2 separate regions of the Homo sapiens genome follow, and region 1 is linked to region 2. A link is a contact called in ENCODE Hi-C or POLR2A ChIA-PET data. All regions are on one chromosome and are shown on one strand. Each heading gives the region's core, a stretch centred on a gene start or an enhancer-like site at or near the end of the contact. The rest is flanking DNA. Distances are from core to core; before and after follow the strand shown.

Region 1 (5,346 bases), core at 2,803-5,302, 480 kb after region 2:
GCTGTAATGTCTGCCATTCAGGGATTCATAATCACAACTCTGATAATAGCAAATCCTTGTGTCTATGGCATTTTATAGTTTACAAAGCACTGTAGGGTTGGTAAAGCTCTTTTGCATGCAGGATCTTATTTGACAAGTGAATGTACATACACACCAAGCCCAGCCATAATGCAACTTCATTATACTGATGAACAATGCATACACAATGTCCTGCTGATCCATTTGCATCCACTTTATATGGAAACAGTTGCTACAGAAGGTCTTGGAACCAATGGCAGTATTTTAAGGTACTCAACTAGTGATAGGCATCACTTCAGCTCAGTGTCTCTGGGACCACCATGGGGAGGTCAGCAGCTGAAAGGCCAAAGCTTTTGGGCTGGGCACGACGGGTACAGCATCTCCTCATTTGGTCTAGTAATGCCACATCATAGAGGTCTGGTTTGTTCTTTTTTCACAAACAAGAACCAGCTACATCTTGTCATTTGCATATAGCCAGCATGAGTTAAGTCACCCTTGCACTCTGGAATAAATTAATTCGTTCAAGAAGGGAATGAATCCTGTATATGTGAGTGTGTGTGTGGCGTGGTGGCGGGGGGGCGGATTTGGGGGGATTGAGGGTAAGAGAATTGAAAATCCACTTGTCTGAGATTATTTTCATCTGTCTCGCAGTTTTATAACTCTTTCTGAAAAGGTCTGATTCCTTTTATTAACAATTGTGAAGGCTTTTCTCCCAGGCTGAATTTAAGAGGCCAACTCTGCATAGGCAGATAGTGATACATTGCAGAGCTCATCGTTTTCTGTTGTGAACTACAAATGGCACACGTTTGTATTTCATAAAATCAGCATAAAAGCAAAAAATGTATTGGCTTGGAGAGTGAGTTTGTCCATCAATGTAATATTCCTATTAGTGCAGCTCTTCAGCTGTGGAAAAAAACCACATTGTATTCCAATAATTAAATAGAGCAGGTGAGTGTTAGGACTTCCACATTAGAAACTCTCTAGTTACACATTGCATATATTTTATTATAGGGCTGGAGGGAAATGAATTTTGCATAATTTTCCGAAAATCCTCACTGCATGTGGAGGCTACAGAAAGCCATGGCTGTTCCCTTAGACTGATGTTTAATCAAGTCCCTTCCTCTCCAACCGGCCACTGAGATGATGCTGTTCAGTCTCCCTGGGTCACCCACTGTCCCAGGCCTCTCAGTGCCAGTCTCAGATACCTCTGGTAACATGACTTGCTATTTCAGAATGCAAGTTGCATAGCAGGTGCAAATTCTGTGATGGAACTTGCAGAATGGACAGAGCAAAATCTCACCAGTTTCATTTCATCTGTGCCCAAAGCAGACTTTATAAAGCAATAAAGACTGAATGTCTAAGGACTTAAAAGAAATGTGCTGTGTTATCATCAATTTATGAAACTCCCACAAGGAAGCAGGCATGATACAAAACATACAAATTGTATCGTTGTTGCCTCTGGAAGTTTAAATGGCAAAGTACAAAATGTTGAAATTGGATATTACTTCTGTCTCACCTCTTTCCTCTCTCTCCCTAACCTTTTTTTAAATTTTCTCTTTTGCCTTTGAGTTTGAAGGGTTCCCTCTGGCGACTAGAGCTTGGCGAAGACTCTGAGTGTAATATCGTAGAAGACACCGAGGTGTGAGCCACTTCTAAATACTGGGTCGGGGCTAGGGCCACGAGAGGGGAGTGGCGAGAAGTGTGTGTGTGTGTGTGTGTGTGTGTGTGTGTGTGTTGAACAAAGGGGTGCAAGTTAAATGGGGCTAAAAAAGAAGGAAAACAGATGGAGATATTGACTAGGCTGTGTTCACTTTGTTTCTGCGATACATCCTCCCTCCCTACCTCCACATTACCATCCAACCCTTTGGGAATTACTGGCCACAAGGACCTTTCCCTGCTTTTGGACATAAGCCTCATACTCATTGCACAAACTCTCCTCTGTGTTTAGAATGTGTCAGGCATTACGGAAGCAAGGATGACAAGGGCATGGCTCCCACTCTTGACAAGATCCTAATCGTGTGCTGAAGACAATTCTGCCATCCCAGTACAGAAGAACATGTTCTACAAGGACTGAGCGAAGTGCTAAGGGAACAAATGCATCTGTTCTGAGTGTCTGGGGCAGCTTCAGAGGACAGGGGACATCTTATAAAAGGCTGAAGGAGATAAAGAAATTCTGTAGAATTCTGGGCAGAGAAGACATACACGTAGTACAAAAGCAGAAAATTGCTCAGCCTGTTTTGAGCGATGATAAATTCTGTTGAAGAATATTGAAAATAAGAGTTGTAAAAGTTGGTTTTACAACTGTTTTACAACAGTTGATCTTACTGTCAATTGCTTTATATGCTACAGTTAGCCGAGTCCTTTTAATTGCAAGTAACAATACCCAGGCTGGAGCTCAGGTTTGGGACAGGGAGAGTTGTTCTCATTGTTAAGAAAAACTATTATAGAAGTGCTAAGATGTCTCACAGGACTCAGGAAGAAGGATACAGTTAGGCTTCAGAAACAACTGGAAGCAGGCCGGGCATGGTGGCTCACGCCTGTAATCCCAGCACTTTGGGAGGCTGAGGCGGGTGGATCACAAGGTCAGGAGATCGAGACCATCCTGGCCAACATGGTGAAACCCTGTCTCTACTAAAAATGCAAAAAAAAAAAAAAAAAATTAGTTGGGCATGGTGGCGGGCGCCGGTAGTCCCAGCTACTTGGGAGGCTGAGGCAGGAGAATGGTGTGAACCCAGGAGGCAGAGCTTGTAGTGAGCAGAGGTAGCACCACTGCACTCCAGCCCGGGCGACAGAGCGGGACTCCGTCTCAAAAAAAAAAAAGGAAAAAACTGGAAGCAGAGACTTGCATATTGTCAGTAATCCAGTCATCTAGATATCACAAATTTCTGCTCCTCTCTCTCTCTCTCTCTGCCTGTCTTTTTCTCTGCATGATATGTACGTGTGTTGTTTAAATGCTTTCTCATTTACTTTTCTTGTCCACAAAATGAGAAACATGGCTGCCAACGCACCCTGGCTTTCAGTCTTACATTCAAGGAATGCAAAGAGAAAGTGACTTCTTTTTACCCATTTCAGTGCCAAAATTCCCAGGGAAGAATTTAACTCAACTTAGGTTATGTCAGGTATCTATGGAACAATCTGCTATGGACATGGGGCATTACAATGTTCAAACCAGCATGGGTCCTTTGCCAAGTCCTCAACCAATATAAGAAAACTGGGCACTGGGGGAGGGATGTCTTCATGCAGCTACTATTCTGCAGCCTATGGATAGACAGAGGGTCAAATCCTCAAATTAAAAAAAAAAAAAGATAGTGCTGAGCAGACAGTTCTATAGGAGCCCACTCCACCATGAGCTCCATTCAAAGCCACAGGGAAATATTACCAGCTTCAAGGAGACAATGACATGGTCTGATCCAATCTGTCCCCAAGATACGGACAACAATCTACTTCGGAATTTACCATAGCATCTAATAATTTTATTGTCAGCAAGTGTTTCTTTATATCTGACCTGTCATATCTACACTTCCTTTAGAGAATATGAAATATTCTCCTCATGACCACAGACTCAAAGACAACTAGTAAGTATTTCTAAAATGTGTCCCCTATAATCAAGCACTGACAAAAAGACTGCCACGTAGTGAGTATTCGGCTAGGTTCTAGGTTTTTAATAGCAACTAAGATCCAGTCCATGCTGACAAGGAGTTTGAAGTCTGGGACCTAGCAAGACGGCAAAGACAAATCAAACCTCCACCAACTAGCCAGCAGAGCATTTGGTTATGTTTCTCTGTCCCCTTCTGAAGACCCAGCTCTGTGAGAACTCGGAGGATGCAAAGACTGCCTCTCCCACTGCCCTCCCCATCCCTGACCTCCAGATGTTTGGGTGCCAGCAGGTTTGAACCCAAGATAGGCAACTCTGCACCGAGAGCTCCTCTCCCACTCGCTGGTGTGCAGTTCAGTCACAAAAGAAGCCCTCTAGTTCACAGGCTGCTGAGCCCTGACAAGGAGGAAGCAGAGGGCTTCAGGCCGAGCACAGCCAGCCCACGAGACTCTGTGAATCCACTCCATGGATGCTTGCTTGCCCAGAGGAAGTTGGTACCCTGAGTCTATCATGCCCTTCCTGGTGACCGAGCCTCAGCACTTCCTGAAAGAGTGAGCAGCCTGAGAATCAGGACACCTTGGCTCTCACCCACAGGGAGGAAAAGAGGCAGATAAATACTCCTGGGAATCAGAGAATCGAGCTTAGAAGCTCCACGATCTGCCGGATCAGCTGAGCTAGGCAGAAACTACCATTGCTGGAAACCAGGGCCAGAAAAGGAACATGTGGGTGGCACACGCATGAACATCTGGTGCTTCTGCTGTGACTGGTGACTCTTCCACTCCTCGTTGGGGGGGACACAGGGCCAGGAGACTGGTCCTACCACTTCAACCCCAGCTGTAACCCTAAACCCCCAGCCGAGTTAAACCCCAAATCATTACTCTGGAGGCTTGGGGAACGGAGGCAGGAGTTGGCATTATTTTTCCACGCAAGTCGGAGCCTGAAAGCTTTGTTTCAGCATAGGCGGAAGCCTCCACTCCAGGGCTTGGGGTGGGCTCGGGAGGCCGCCCGCCGTCGGCCTGACTCACAGCGAGCTCGGCGCTCCCTCTTGTGGCTTCTGTGTTCCCCGTCAGCCTCGGGAAGCTGCCGGCCACCACATACAAATGGACTCCGCGTAGTTAAGCTGTCAGGTCTAATGTATTTATTTGACTCTCTCCTGTTAAAATGATTTCTCTACAGCACTGCGGTTATTTACGACTATTGTCAGTACAAGGCGATGAGAAGGCAGCAGCAGAGGAAAACAACAACAGCTGAAGGAAAAGTTCTGTCTGGGAGGGCTGGGTGGCTGGGTGGCTGGGTCCCGGGCTTTCCCGCGGCTGCAGCGGCTGTGTGTTTACTTTATCTGCAGCGGGGGCTTCGGAGCTCATCCATCCATAATGCAGAGCCCATTGCCCTCAGCCCGCAGTTCACGGCCAGCCCCAGTGAGCGCCCTTGCGGAGGAGCTGTGGCCCGGGGAGGACACCCCCAGCTCTTTTGAGCGCTAAACATTTTCACAGAGACCCCGCGAATGGGCTTTTGGCTTTTCTAGGGTCCAGATCGAGTTCTTTCTTATACAGAACCTGGGACCCAGATGTCGTCCCATGGTTTGTCATTTTGGGTACTGTTTGCCAGAATGCCGTCCCTGGGTAGCAGCATCCACGTCACCTAAGAATTTGTTAGAAATGCATACTCTCAGGTCCCACCCCAGGTTGAAAGAATGGAAGTTCCAGGGATGGAGCCCAGTCATCTGCCTTGTA
Region 2 (5,048 bases), core at 2,469-4,968:
TTTGAAATAGAAAGCAGGGTCTCACTGGTGTATAACCCAGCTTATGGTCAGGGCATGGATTCAGGCTTCTCTTTCTCTCTTCTAATCTCAGAATTCAAGAGGAGAGAAGAGTCCCAGTGCCTAAGAGAGACCCTGAGTTCTATTTCCCCATTCCTAGCCCACAGCCTCCGGTTCACACACCAATGCTACAGGAGTTTTTTTCTCCCCAGGGGCACAGTGGACAGTGACTAGAGGGGTCCCCTCCCCAACTTCATGAAGCATAACTCATTCTTGGGTGGGCTATTTTCCTCCCTGACCATTAAGCCTGATATCACAAACCAACACAATTTGTAATTAATTTAAAGGTTAAAAGCTTTAAACCAAGCAAGAAGCAGTATTCACAGTATGTGAAGATGCTCAGGATTAAAATGATTTGTGTAACAGTTCCCCTACTCAATTAGCCCTGTTAGGTTGTAGCTACCACCTAATAAAAGTTGAAAGCAAGGGCTTTCCTAACACTGCATTCACTTTCAGCCCAGCAGGAAAAGGCATCTTTCAGCTGGGAAGCTACTGAGTTACAGCGGTTGCTTTGGGTAATGTTATTCTAGTACATTCTAACTCAGAGGTGTTAGCTATCTTATGCTAAAAAAAATGTTATAAGAGGATATTTAAGAAGTCTATAAATCAGTATTCATTGTGGCACTAAAGATGCTAATTTTTAAGGAGGATAATGTATGGCATTTTGCTAGAATTCTATATGACCATTTTACTGCAACAGAGTTGTGGAGATAAAAAGAGTTGTTGCATTCATTGACTCTAACTCTCATTTATGAAGGGAAATGCACTTGCATATCTTTTACCAGAGGAAATGTAATTGTTATTCATGTTGAGAAAGAGGTTTATTAGCAATTTTATCATAAAGATTCAGATAGAAATAAAGACATTTGGGTTATTACAAGATATTAATTATGAATGTCAGCCAACTACAGTACTAGGTTTCTTTACGGTATAAGATGCAAAATTATCTGCTGATTTGGTGGCTGCTTATAAACACAGCAGCTTTGGTCTGAGTTCAAGATTTTCATCACATGTATAAATACCCATACAGTGTTCAGATTATGCCTGTATGTTTCTAAGTATGAGGGATCCATAGCCAAGATTCCTTAATTATAAGCTGTTTCATAAAGTTCCTTGTTTTTGTTTTCCTTCTAAGTGACAATAGCATTTTAGAGTGACTATTCACATTTATTCATTCAGCAGGCATTTATTGAGTGATTTCTGTTTCTAGGAACTCTGTTTAGATCTGGGAATAAATTTATTAACAACAGAGACACAGTTTTAGCCCTCATAGGGCAGGAAAGACAGACAAGGAAATTGCAACATGCTGTGTTACTTAGTATGATATGGATGTGCAGAGCACTAGAAAGATTCTAGAAGGGGCATCAGACACAGGTTTGGGGGTGGTCAGAAAAGGTTTCAAAGGAGGATCTACATACAAGCTGAGACATAAAGGGTAGATGATAATTGGTTAGGCAAAGAGAGAGTAGAAAACTATTTTAGGTGGGTATTAAAATGTGAAGAAGGGTCTGAAGGGCAGAAAGAGTCAAGCAGCAGCTTAAAAACTGAGGTTCGATATGTTGGGGGCATTGCGTTTGAGTATGGCCTGGGAAGAAATGAGACTGATGGAGATAGGCAGGAGTTGGTCTAATAAGAGAGTACATATCCTGTTAGGCGGTCTGTGTTCCATCCTATGAGTTTGAAAGATTTTAAGCAGGGTAGTGAAATGATCAGATTAGCTGCAATGTTGGAAATGGATTGGAATGTGACAAAACTAGTAGTAGTTAGGAGGCTATTGCAATAAACCAGACGCAAGTGGGAAATTTTGTGGCATAAAAGATTATGGCTTTTATTTTCTGCATGAACTGGAAAGAGAATATATGAGAATGAGATGAAAGGAGAGATGGTGTTCAAAGATTTGAGAATAGTAGGGAACAAATTGTAACTAGGGAAACAGAAGGATTGGTGGGCAATCCTGAGGGTCCCACTGGTGATGCAGAATATAAATTTATAGTGGCATCTGTATCATTGCATGATTTTCTTCATGATATTCAAAAGTACATATGTAATACGTTGCTAGTGGGCAGCTGAACTCATGGATCAAAAGACAGGAAGAAGAGATGGACAACGGAATCTAAACTGAATAAGAAGCTAAAAAAATACAAAATGGGGCTAAATGATAGGATGGAAATAGTGAGGTCCAGGATTCAAGACCTGAGATCAGACAACATGGAAGGATTAAGAGGAGGGCCAGCTAAAGGAATGCATAAGGCATTGATCTATCACAAAGGTTAGCACATCACTGATGACTTAAATGCCACTGGAAATACACTAGATAGACAAAAATTTTAAATTTTAGATTCTTTTCGGGGAGAATCCTAAATGCGTTTTGAACCTCTGCGAGTGAGAAGTCTGAAGGGTGAAAGGGATATAATCCATTTCTGCTTATTTCCTGTGTCTCTCCTTTGTCTTTTGGTCTCTTCCTGTCTGAGATGCTAATTACGGTTTATGAATCTACAGGGCCAGGGCTGGTACAGGGAAAAAAAGATAAGGGAGCAAGAAAAGTCTTACTGGACTAATATTATACTAAGATGACATTAGTGCTCTCTGAGCTTGGCAGATAGATAGATAGAATGGATGGATGGATGGATAGATAGATAGACAGACGGATGGATGGACAGACGGATGGATAGATAGACAGATGGATGGATGGACAGATGGATGGATAGACAGACGGAGAGATGGATGGATAGATGGATAGAGGGATGGATAGATAGATAGATAGATAGATAGATAGATAGATAGATAGATAGATAGATAATTGAGAGAGAGAGACATATATATCTATATATAATACTGATTCCTTCTTCCATGGGATGCTCGGTGGAATTTTCAAATATACCTCCTCCCCATCATAACACTGAGGATCTCTTACCTCCAGTTCTCTTAACATAGTCAAATGTATCTCCTCTTGTTAGCCAATTATGATTCCTTCCCTCATCTGTGAACATCCAAAGGTACACATTCAACCTCTTACTGCAGAGATCTCATTGCACCTCCAGGAGTCTCCTGGGAAATATCACCTATTGTTCATGTGGCCATATCTAGTTCATGAGCAAATGCACAATCTGGGTTGGCTGTGATAGCCATGGAGGTGTTCTACTCAGATTTCCCTTAAAAGAAACTGCTGTGACTAGCATAGCTGAGCTGCTGCAACTTTGTATTCATTGAGGAATTTATCCCAGGCCATGCTCTCCTGGGCTACTCCTGCACAAAGACTGAGCATGGCCAGGTTACTAGAAAAGAACCAGTACTACCTGATGCAGAATTTGTCTAATGGGCAACCTCAGCTCAAGGGCTCTCCATCGGCCTCGCTGAGGCTTTCTCAGAACTAAGCAGCAACCTCAGGCTCTTCCTACTAAATTCTTCCTTCTCTCTCTCCTTTCACAGGTATTAGACATGGGGGAAGGCTCTTGTTCTCTGTTCCTTTGTCCTTCATAGGTGGTTTTCCATAAATATCTTGCACATTTGAGCCCATCTTGGCATCTGCTTCTTGGAAGACCTTAATGCCATAGTTACTTCCCAACAGTAATTCTACTTATCCTTTAGAATTCACAGGCTCTACTGAATTCTTTTAGAATTCAATCCATTATGGACTCATTCTCCTTACCAAACTCTACAAATAATCTTCTGTCTTAAGAGCACCCAGGATGTGTTTTCATTGGTACGGTAAGACATGCAGACATGGAAATGACCATCATGGAGGAAGAAGTTTGTTATACTCACAGATTGCCAGACACAGGAGGCACAGTAGACCATGCAGGGCCACAGGGAAATACTAGGGTTTGTCAGAGGCAGAGGGAATGAAATGGAGAAGCAGCCAAGAGTCTTTATTGTGGTTTCTGCAGGAAAGAGCCATCAGGAAGGGTAAGCAGATTTAGGATTAATTAGTTTAAATGATTTCAGCAGGCTGGTGTGGAGAGGCTGTAGCTGTCTGGCCCAGGCATGATTAGGGCAGGGGAGTAGTGCCCCAGAAGATGAGAGTCTGATAAAGAAGGCACTTGAGGGCATGAGCTCTAGATTTGTGGGTTTGCGTATGCAAGGCATGGTCCTAATTGAATTGTTTGCTACCTCTAGGAATTAGCTAGCCCTGGGAAAGACAGTCCCTCCAGAGTTAGCAACACCCCAAGATGTCAAAGATAAAAATGCAAAAATTAAAACTCCATGATTAACACAACTTTGAAGTCCTTCTCACTTGTCTTTAGATGAAGGGTAAGTACTCTTCCACATCTATTCCATTATGTACATGTGAGTAAGGGTGATGGTGGGGGAGAGAAGCTCACAGCATTTCAACAAATTATCTCTCTATAAAAGTCCTTTTCAATTTCTTTTGGCCTCTCCAATCTCTTTTATAGACTGAATGTACAGGTAATAAAAATATGTTATTTTTTCCATGAAACTGATTCTTGGACAGCTTCTATGCAAATCCCACATATGTGGTCTAGAACTTCTCTTTGCTCTTGAGCCATACTTGACAGAGTCCCATTTTTATATCCTATTAACACAGCTTTACTCTTGATTTCCCTATATCAGGTATGCTGTTTTCCACTTCTTTGAAAATCTTGCCTATTTTCAAAGTTTCAACTAAAATGTCACTATATTTCTGAAGATTCCTTCAACTGCTCCAGCCAAATGTAATTTCACCTTCCTGCAAGTTCTCACAGATCTTTACTTCTCATTTTCATCTCTATATCAGCTTCTCTTAGCACTTGTACTGTTTGTAAGCTTGATTTTGTTTTGGTTTTGTATTAGGCAACATCATTGCAACAAGTCACACTTTGAGAACTCAAGAGAATATGTTTGTTCTGAAAATCCAGGAATTATTGCCAACCCATGGTTGTCTCCATATGTCTTGGGAAAAATAGGAAAAGGATTTTTTGAGTTGGTGATTTGAATCCAAGACACAAAGATTCAGGCTCTGGTAAAAAGATTGTATAGGCTATATTGGCTGA

What was found. A loop is a pair of places that touch in the nucleus more often than their neighbours do. ChIA-PET counts read pairs that join two places held with the same protein, here RNA polymerase II (POLR2A). Pooled maps may share reads with other maps.
Region 1: a loop to region 2 is called in a map with no recorded cell type, with 2.3 times the contacts of the local background. The contact joins the enhancer-like site here to the promoter of LINC01717 in region 2. A Hi-C loop is called at or near these places in 6 of 37 single-sample maps with no recorded cell type and 4 of 50 pooled maps. POLR2A ChIA-PET finds 5 or more read pairs at or near these places in 1 of 52 experiments (H1).

Annotation. Positions count from the first base shown.
Region 1 is chr1:209,203,184-209,208,529 of GRCh38, forward strand. No RefSeq gene overlaps it. Among named protein-coding and RNA genes, the nearest start is that of LINC01696, 120 kb to the right of the region's middle. RefSeq lists an enhancer at 4,707-4,766. Within about 2 kb of position 4,053, at least 4 of the 41 ENCODE cell types and tissues checked have a DNase peak (open chromatin) inside an H3K27ac peak, as active enhancers do.
Region 2 is chr1:208,724,970-208,730,017 of GRCh38, forward strand. LINC01717 (long intergenic non-protein coding RNA 1717) reads left to right here and starts at 3,719. Exons shown (of 4, transcript NR_146914.1): 1 at 3,719-3,765; 2 at 4,174-4,308; 3 at 4,849-5,048. LOC105372892 (a long non-coding RNA gene) reads right to left here and starts at 3,446. Exons shown (of 5, transcript XR_007066854.1): 1 at 3,354-3,446; 2 at 2,972-3,037.